Linked DNA regions of Homo sapiens: region 1 is linked to region 2. Evidence: chromatin contacts called from ENCODE Hi-C or POLR2A ChIA-PET data. All regions are on one chromosome and are shown on one strand. The core of a region is the stretch at or near the end of the contact, and the rest is flanking DNA. Distances in the headings are between cores, read along the strand shown.

The links. Hi-C counts contacts between places; a loop is a spot of excess contacts on that map. ChIA-PET counts read pairs that join two places held with the same protein, here RNA polymerase II (POLR2A). Pooled maps may share reads with other maps.
Region 1: a loop to region 2 is called in a pooled map, with 7 times the contacts of the local background. The contact joins two enhancer-like sites. A Hi-C loop is called at or near these places in 2 of 168 maps with a recorded cell type or tissue (cardiac septum and gastrocnemius medialis), 3 of 37 single-sample maps with no recorded cell type and 5 of 50 pooled maps. POLR2A ChIA-PET finds 5 or more read pairs at or near these places in 5 of 52 experiments (CD4-positive, alpha-beta T cell, HepG2, WTC11 and 2 more).

What each region holds. Positions count from the first base shown.
Region 1 is chr7:102,027,546-102,032,388 of GRCh38, forward strand. It overlaps CUX1 (cut like homeobox 1), which reads left to right. Exons shown (of 24, transcript NM_181552.4): 3 at 553-600. Among named protein-coding and RNA genes, the nearest start is that of CUX1, 210 kb to the left of the region's middle. RefSeq lists an enhancer at 3,116-3,165. Within about 2 kb of position 3,271, at least 2 of the 41 ENCODE cell types and tissues checked have a DNase peak (open chromatin) inside an H3K27ac peak, as active enhancers do.
Region 2 is chr7:101,854,290-101,858,924 of GRCh38, forward strand. All of the region lies in intron 1 of CUX1 (cut like homeobox 1), which reads left to right. Among named protein-coding and RNA genes, the nearest start is that of CUX1, 39 kb to the left of the region's middle. RefSeq lists an enhancer at 2,633-2,762. Within about 2 kb of position 2,307, at least 40 of the 41 ENCODE cell types and tissues checked have a DNase peak (open chromatin) inside an H3K27ac peak, as active enhancers do.

The sequences.
Region 1 (4,843 bases), core at 2,021-4,520, 170 kb after region 2:
ACCAGGAGTTAGTAGAAATAAAACATCGTTGTAGGCCAGGTGCGGTGGCTCACACCTGTAATCCCAGCACTTTGGGATGCTAGGGTGGGCACATCTCTTAAGCCCAGGAGTTTGACCCTCGCCTGGACGACATGATGAAACCCTGTCTCTACAAAAAAATACAAAAATTAACCAGGCATGGTGGCGTACGCCTGTAGTCTCAGCTACTTGGTAGGCTGAGGTGGGAGGATGACTCTAGCCCAGGAGGCAGAGGTTGCAGTGAGCCAGGGTTGTGCCACTGTGCTCCAGCCTGGTCAACAGAATGAGACTCTGTCTTCAACAACAAGAACAACAAAGAACCACCTCGTTGTATTCTTAAATAAGTTTAAATCCTGAAGCGCCAGTTGGCGTTATTGATGTTTTAGGAGTGCAGGAATGGGTGAGGTCCCAGGCTTGCTTTAGATAGTGATAATTAGCACTGACTGCCACGCTGTTTTTAGGAGGCCTTAACCAATGTTTCCCTTCTTTCTCCTTCTCAAATGGCTGCTTCCTGACCTCCGCCTCCTGCTCCAGGATTTGCGCAAGCAGGTAGCGCCGCTGCTGAAGAGTTTCCAAGGAGAGGTAAGCTTTTCTATTCATTTTCTATCCTGAGCCACCCTTCGTGGCTAATTGGTCTTTTTATTCACATTAAAGAAATGCTCCGGGCAAAAGGTGCTGCCCAGATGGTGCCTTCCCGGCTGCTCCGACCCAGCGTCATGCAGATTTTGCGCTCTGTGATGTGATTTTCCATTGGGTCCTTGGTGAAAGCCCTCCTGGAAAAGGAAGCTATGCTCAGAATACACAGAGCTGTGGTGGATTGCCAGCAGAAGTGCCCCGTGTGTGGTTGCAACAGGCAGGTTGTTGGCGCTACGGCCTTCAGGAGCCCATGCATCCCCTCTAGGAAGTCGCCTTGTCCCCCTGAGCTGGTCTGGGGCTGCCACTGCCATGAGTGTGTGCCATAAGTGTGGTGCTTTGCTGAGAGGCTGGCGGGGGCACAGGGAGGCCACTTGATCACAGGCTTGAAACACAGAGCATCTAGCAGAAGCCACGAGGAGCAAGCCTAGGCTCAGTAGAAGGAAGTGGTTTCTAACGGATCCTTCCAGAGAAGGACGGAGCCATCTGGCAGACGGCACGTGGGTGGCAAGTCACCTGGGACATCCGCCCTGGCTACCTGTTAGCGGGAACAGCAGCCATAGAGGGGACTGGGCTCCACGTGAGTGACACTCTTTGCCAGCCCTTTGTGTGAAGATTCAGTGATGTTTAGAAAACCAGAAATTATATTATTCTTGCGGATTTATTGAATCTCACCTCTTTAGCTTCTCCCGACGGAAAAACAGAAAGTGGAATCATAGCAGGCTGATAAGGAAAGGAAACGAGACATTTCCAAAGCCCCTGAAAGAGCCCATATTGGTACAGTCTTAGGGATTTTTTTTTTTTTTTTTTTTTGGCGACAGAGTCTTGCCCTGTCACTCAGGCTACAGTCCAGTGGTGCAATCTAGTCTCACTGCAACCTCCGTCTCCCAGGTTCAAGTGATTCTCCTGTCTCAGCCTCCCCAGCAAATGAGATTGCAGGTGTGCACCACCACACCCAGCTAATTTCTCTATTTTTAGTAGAGATGCAGTTTCACCATGTTGGCCAGGCTGGTCTCGATCTCCTGACCTCAGGTGATCCACCTGCTTTGACCTCCCAAAGTGCTGGGATTACAGATGTGAGCCACTGTGCCTGGCAGGGATTTTATTTTCTTGCAACTGCTAAGTCACAGGGAACACATGGGGGAAGGGACAGGAGAGATATGGCCGTGAGATACAGGAGAGATATGGCCGTGAGATACAGTAGGTTCCTCTTGGGACACAGGTGATGTGGGCCTTATATATGGAAGGCTGGGTTCCTGGTCCCAGAGCTCTAGAGCAAGTTGTCGGGCTTCCATTTGGGAAATTCATCAACTGGGAGCGAGAGCAGGGAGTGAGTGAATGAAGGAGGCCAGGGCGATTGTAGCCAAAGACAGAGAGGCGATTTCAGGACATCAAAAGGGACCAGCGTAGAAAGAAGACACAGCAGTTGGTGATGGCTGGAAATTTTCGAGGGCAGAACAGTACCCCTCTCTTCTTATGATCTTCTTCCTGCCTCATTCAGCCCCCATGCACGTAGCTTGGTCCGGCCAGCAGGACACCTGCATCCCAGGGCTTGGATGGACTTGAACAGTCTTTTTCTCAGAACTTCATCTCCAAGCCCGTAGTTGATGAGTGAGGCTGTTACCTGACACCTACCCACATTTGATCTTACCTGTTCTGTTACCTGTCCAGCGGCTTTTGGGAGACCCACTGGCTTCCTAGTTCTCTCGCTCAAAGAGTTCAGTGTGCTTTCTAGGTGTTTGCTTGTTTTTCTTTCTTATTGAAAAATTTCAAAGCTGTGTAAAAATGGAAAGATTAGTACAGTGAATACCTGTATGCTTTTTTTTTTTTTTGAGACAGATTTTCACTCTTGTTGCCCAGGCTGGAGTGCAATGGCACAATCTCAGCTCGCTGCAACCTCCGCCTCCTGGATTTAAGCAATTCTCCTGCCTCAGCCTCCCAAGTAGCTGGGATTACAGGCATGTGCCACCACGCTCAGCTGAGTTTTGTATTTTTAGTAGAGACGGGGTTTCATCATACTGGTCAGGCTGGTCTCTCATTCCTGACCTCAGGTGATCCGCCCGCTTCGACCTCCCAAAGTGCTGGGATTACAGGCGTGAGCCACTGCGCCCGGCCCACCTATATGCTCTTTACCCAGATCCACAGTTGCTAACATTTCACCCCATGTACCTCCCCCCTCCCCTCCCCGCCCACCACTTTTGCTGAACATTCAGAAGTAAGTTGCAGAAGCAGGCACTGTGTCCCTCAAACACACGTGGAAGGCTCCCGAAGTTAAGGAATTATTAGCATTCTCCTACATTACCACAATAACCACAAATATCACACCTGGGAAAATTCACAGTAATTCCAGGTCATCTCATATTTGATCCAAAATCAAATTTTTCCAATTATCCCCAAGATGTCTTTTATAACGGCCCTCCTCGCAACTGAGGTCCAGTCAGGTTCACACATTACATTTGGAAATCTGTCTATCTAATTTTCTATTTTAAAAAGTGTTTTTTTTTTTTGAGACAGGGTCTCGCTCGGTAACCCAGGCTGCAGTGCAGTGGTGCCATCATGGTTCACTGCAGCCTCCACCTCCTGGGCTCAGCAATCTTCTTGCCTTAGCACTCCCCTGCCCCCACCGCCAGATAGCTGGGACTATACATGTGCACCACCACATCCGGCTAATTTATTTTTATTTTTAGTAGAGACGAGGTTTCAATACATTGCCCAGGCTTGTATCGACATCCCGGGCTCAAGCCATCCTCCCACCTTGGCTTCCCAGAGTGCCTTGATTACAGACATGAGCCACTGTACCCGGCCCCTGCATTATCTCTTTTAATGTAGGACATCCTCTCCATCTCCATCACCTTCATTTCTTTTTATTTTTATTTTTTCTAGACAGGGTCTTGCTCTGTCCCCCAGGCTGGGATGAAGTGGCACAATCTCAGCTCACCACAACCTCCACCTCCCAGGTTCAAGCAATTCTTCTGCCTCAGCCTCCCAAGTAGCTGGGATTACAGGCATGCACCACCTCGCCCAGCTAATTTTTGTATTTTTAGTAGAGATGGGATTTCACCATGTTGATCAGGCTGGTCTCAAACTCCTGACCTCAAGTGATCTGCCTGCCTCAGCCTCCCAGAGTGAGTGCTGGGATTACAGGCATGAGCCACCGCGCCTGGCCTGATTTTTTTGTTTGTTTGTTTGTTTGCTTTTTTGAAGAGTCTTAGCAAATTATCTTGTAGATTAGCCCACATTCTCAGTAGGATAATGGGTTTGATTCCTGATACCTTAAATTTGAAATACCCAAGAAACATCTAGGCTAAGCTTCCATTTGCCTATTTTTTTTTAAAGGCCATATGAAAGCTAATCATAAATAAATACATAAAATTATCATAGATTTTGAACCCACAAAAGAAAGGTAATTTTTTGGCACCATTAATTAATATTTATCAAGCCTCCGCTAATTTATAAATAAATTTTATTATGTATACTTAAGGTATACAACATGATGCTATGGGATACATACAGACAGTAAAATGGTTATACGGGGAAGCAAATTAACATATGCATCGTCTCCCTTAGTTACTCTTTTTCATGTGTGTGGCAGGAGCAGCTAAGATCTCATTTAGCAGAAATCCCTCATATTGCAATTATATTTACTATAGTCCTTGTTTGCACATTAAATCTCTAGACACTCCCAGCATCATCCCTCCCAAAATGTGACATTTATATTAAATAATTTGTACTTTTTTTTTTTTTTGAGATGGGGTCTGGCTCTATCACCCAGGGTGGAGAGCAGGGTGGCATGATCTCGGCTCACTGCAACCTCTGCCTCCCTGGCTCAAGCGATTTGCCCACCTCAGCCTCCCAAGTAGCTAGGACCACAGGCTCTTGCCACCATGCCTGCCTAAATTTTTGTATTTTTTGGTAGAGGTGGGAGTTTCACCATGTTGGCCAGGCTGGTCTTGAACTCCTGAGCTCCAGTGATCCGCCCGCCTCAGCCTCCCAGAGGGCTGGGATTACAGGCATGGGCCACCACGCCTGGCCTGGAAGTGGTTTTTAAAATATTTTACTTCCATCCTTTCATTATGATGTGTTCCTATTAAAAAGGTGATCATGTGTGGAATCCCAGCAGTTTGGGAGGACAAGGCAGGAGGATCGCTTGAGCCCAGGAGATCGAGACCAGCCTGGTCAATATAGTGAGACC
Region 2 (4,635 bases), core at 1,057-3,556:
CTGCCAGCGGGTAACATATGATTAACACAAGTTTGGAGTCTGTCTGCAGAGCAACTTTATGAAATGCTCAGAAAGCCAGTCTCCTAAGCATAGGAGCCTGTTTGGTGGTGATGGGATGAGGAAGCAGTGGGGGCTTTGGCACCAGAGGCCTGGGCTCAAATCCTGCCTCCATCATTTAGGGGTTGGGCATCTCCATTCCCTTATCTCTGGGTGGCGAGAACTTCCTAAGTTCTTAGTGTTTGGAAGGGACCCCCTCCATAAAGTGAGGTGCCTCTTGGCCACTGCTCAGCCAGTGGGGGCTGTTCCTAACAGTTGCCTCCTCCGATTGCTGGAGTAAGAAATGACACCCTGTCTCCCATTTCTGTGGCACCCCATTCTCAACAGTGATGGTTCTGCCTGTTTTTAGTCACACACACCTGCACACTTCAAAGGACTAAAAATGGACTCAGTTTTCTTTCTTTTTTTTTCTTTTTGAGATGAAGTCTCACTCTATCACCCAGGCTGGAGTGCAGTGGCATCATCTTGGCTCACTGCAACCTCCGCCTCCTGGGTTCAAGCGATTCTTGTGCCTCAGCCTCCCAAGTAGCTGGGACTACAGGCATGTGCCACCACACCCAGCTAATTTTGTATTTTTAGTAGAGGTGGGGTTTCACCAGGCTGGTCTCAAACTCCTGACCTCAAGTGATCCTCCCACCTCAGCCTCCCGAAGTGCTGGGATGACAGGTGTGAGCCACCTCGCCCGGCCTGGACTCAATTTGGATTGCAATGCCCCACAATGGTGACCTCCCTCTTCTCTGTTAATGCATCCTCTTCCCTCTTGCTTAAAAATTTCCCCAGTGCCGTGGCATCTTACCTCCTGCTGAAGTGTGTGCTGATGCTTTGCTGGGGGCTGGACCCCGTCCCTTGGAGCCTGGCCCAGGCCCTGCCTCCCAGTGAAACCCTGGCCGCCTTTCCAACCTCAGAGGCTCTATCTCCTCCCAAACCCTGTAGCCCTTCCAGTTGCTGGTCACTGACTTCCATTAATTGGCCCGGTGGCCTTGCCTGCCAGGGGGACCATGAGGTGAGGGGCCGTGTCCTCCGAGTGGTCTCTTTCTCCAGGGTGCTGGGGACCCAAGAAATGCCTGGTCGTTTCTCATAGGTTGATAAGGAAAATGAGGCCTAGGTAGGGACAGGCAGGATTTCACCTGAATTTACAAGATGATGCAATGGAAGAGTCTTCAGTATATTTTCACGTATTTTAGAATTGAGTTACAACATTCATTTTGGTACTTTCTCTGTGTTCTCCCCATGTGTTAAAAAGCAGCTTAAGGCCGGGCGCGGTGGCTCATGCCTGTAATCCCAGCACTTTGGGAGGTCAAGGCGGGTGGATCACGAGGTCAGGAATTCCAGACCAGCCTGGCCAACATGGTGAAACCCCGTCTCTACTAAAAATACAAAAATTAGCTGGGCGCAGTGGCAGACGCCTGTAATCCCAGCTACTCGGGAGGCTGAGGCAGGGGAATCGCTTGAACCCGAGAGGCGGAGGTTGCAGTGAGCCAAGATTGTGCCATTGCACTCCAGCCTGGGCGGTAGAAGGAGTTTCCAGCTCAAAAAAAAAAAAAAAAATGCAGCTTAAGTGCTGGTTTAGCGCCTGTAATCCCAGCACGTTGGGAGGCTGAGGCGGGAGGATCACTTGAGCCCAGGAGTTTGTGACTAGCCTGGGCAACATAGCAAGAACCCGTCTGTACAAAAAATAAGAAAAATTGGCCAGGTGTGGTGGCGTGCATCTGTAGTCTCAGCTCCTTGGGGGCTGAGGCTGAAGGATCGCTTGAGTCCAGCAGGAGGTCAAGGCTGCAGTGAGCTATGATCAAGCCATTGCACTCCAGTCTGGGTGACAGAGTGAGACCCTGTCTCAAAAAAAAAAAAAAAAAAAAAAAAGGAAACAAGAAAGAAAAAAGCAGCTAAATTCTGCTGGAAGTGTGCAGTAAAGCACAAGTTTTCAGCCATCAACGCAGGGAGCCGTTAATCACGACCCATAATAACCAGAATGTTATTCCACGGTTGCGGTTTGTTTATTTCATCAGAGTTGCGTCTTCACCTATTTCCCTCCCTACTCTTAATTGTTTATCCAAGTTAGTGTTTTCCATTCTTTCACTGAAGGCTCTAAAAATGGTCCCATCAAGAAGTCTGGTAGATAATGGAAGACGAAGTGGACTTTACAGAAAGATGAATTTTCTTCCCTAGAGCTGGAAAACCCTTCAGCGTGTCATGCGTTCCCCAGCCAGGACAGACAAAGCCACGCAATCTGTTTCCTGCAGGCCCAGAGGGGAAGGCTTCCTCCTTGTGGTTAGTGACTTCAAAAGCTGTCCTCACTAGAGCAAGTCCAACTCTTCCTCTAGTTCTGATGACTTCACGGCAGCCAACTGAGCTGCTGAACGCTGTTTTTTTCTACGCAGAAACCCTCCCGACTTTCACGAGGAGTTGACAGGTTTTCCTCTTCACTCGGGCTCCCTTGTCATCGTTAAACTGAAACTGCTTTCTTGTAGCCAAATTCTGTGGTCCCTTTTCGGCCTCGGCCTCCTTGACCTCTCTGTGTCCCCACCTTGGCTCTCCCACGCCTGCCAGCCGTACCACAGGCCCCGGGTGTGAACCCTCCCTCCGCGGTCATGCAGCCACGCCTCTGCTCAAGCTGTGCCTCCTCCTGGGCGCACCCTCCCTCTCCCATCCTTCAGCCTCTGAAGTCCTGCCCAGCTCCGGTTCCTGTTTCTGTTAGGACGAGGCCCTTCAGATCCTCTCCAGCAGGTGGACTCTGTCCTGCCCCGTACCACCCGCCGCGGGCCACTTTTGGGCCTGCGCCATGTTCCTGCCCTTACCCCGCCCGGTGTTAGCGTCACGTGGGTCCTGATGTCCTCCCTCTCCCAGGCCTCTGCTTATCTGATTGGGGGCTGTGCTTGACTCTGAAACCCGGGCACCTCCTACAGGGCATTTTGCCTGTCACAGGCCTAGCATTCAATACCTATCATATTTTTGAAATATCTGCAGAAATAAAAAGAAATAACTATTTTCTTCTTCAGGAGTTAAGATGCGTGGCCACCAAGTACTTTTCAATACATAAAATATGTTTTCAGCACAGAAAGGCCTTTCACCGCTCTTACTTACATAGTCTGCTTTTGGTATGATGGGGACGGATGAAAAATGAGGACTGTAGGCCTCCGAAGTCAGCTGTTTTGAATTAAAGCAGCGCACGCTTTGAGTCAGGTGAAGCGAGGATGGGGTTTCACCCGTTGAGGATGAATTTGCTGGGTTACTTTAAACTGGAACTGTTCTTTTCAGAAATGAGTGAAGCAGGAAGGGAAAGACGGAGCTTGTCTGGCTGGGTCGGATGACCCCCTTTGCCAGGCCGTCACCCCTCTAGGTTGAGTTAGCTCAGAATAACTTAGCTGTGCTATAGCTTTGCATAATTGCAAGGAGCTTTGTTTCGTTTTATTTTGCAGGGAATTTTTTTCCCCCCTTAGCTCTTCCTCCTGGTGTATTTGTAGAAATCAGCTTCATCATGGTCATTTAACAGTAAGGGCTGGGGGTGGTGGCTCACGCCTGTAATCCCAGCACTTTGGGAGGCCGAAGTGGGAGGATCACTTGAGGTCAGGAGTTCAAGACCAGCCTGGCCAACATGGTGAAACCCCGTCTCTACTAAAAATACAAAAATTAGCCGAATGTGGTGGCACGCACCTGTACTCCCAGCTCCTCGGGAGGCTGAGGCAGGAGAATCACTTGAACCCAGGAGGCGGAGGTTACAGTGAGCCAAGATGGTGCCACTGCACTCCAACCTGGGCAACAGAGCGAGACTCTGTCTCAAAAAAAGAGAAAACAGAACATACTATTTTTGTTGTTTCTGAGGAGTAGGGTTTCTTACCAGGGAACCTGCTTTAAAAAAATGCAGTATGTAGATTCCTTAAGAATAAAGTTAAGCAGCAGCTAACCAAGCACATGGCTAAAAACCCGGCCAAGAGCATTGTAGTATCTGGTTTTGGGGTTGGTGGTGGGGATCCCATTTTAGAGGCCGACTTTGGTTTGTGATGGTTAGGTTTTACTTTCTTAGGTCTCAGCTCACATGTCCCCTTCTCAGAGGAGCCATCCTCACCCATCCCTTCTTGGTCCCTCCCGCCTTCCCTGACTTTTTCTTCTTCAATGACTTATCTGCACATGATCCCCTACTTATAAAACCTGTGTCTTCCACTCCTCTCACCCGAAAGAATGTTTGAATTCTGAAAACAATGACTTTGTTCTTAGCACCCACAACAGCAAATGCTCAGTGAGCCCTATGTTGAGTGAGTTAGTTGTGAGCTGTGGTGGTTTAGTGAGGGTATACTTTGGCCCTTAGAATGCGAATGCCTTTTTTTTTTTTTTTTTTTTTTGAGATGGCGTCTTGCTCTGTGGCCCAGGCTGGAGTGCAGTGGCACGATCTTAGCTCACTGCAACCTCCGCCTCCCAGGTTCGAGAGATTCTCCTGCTTCAGCCTCCTGAGTAGCTGGGATTACACACACTCGCTACCATGCTCGGCTAATTTTTATATTTTTAGTAGAGACTAGGTTTCGCCATGTTGGCCAGGCTGGACTCAAACTCCTGACCTCAGGTGATCCGCTTCCCTCGGTCTCC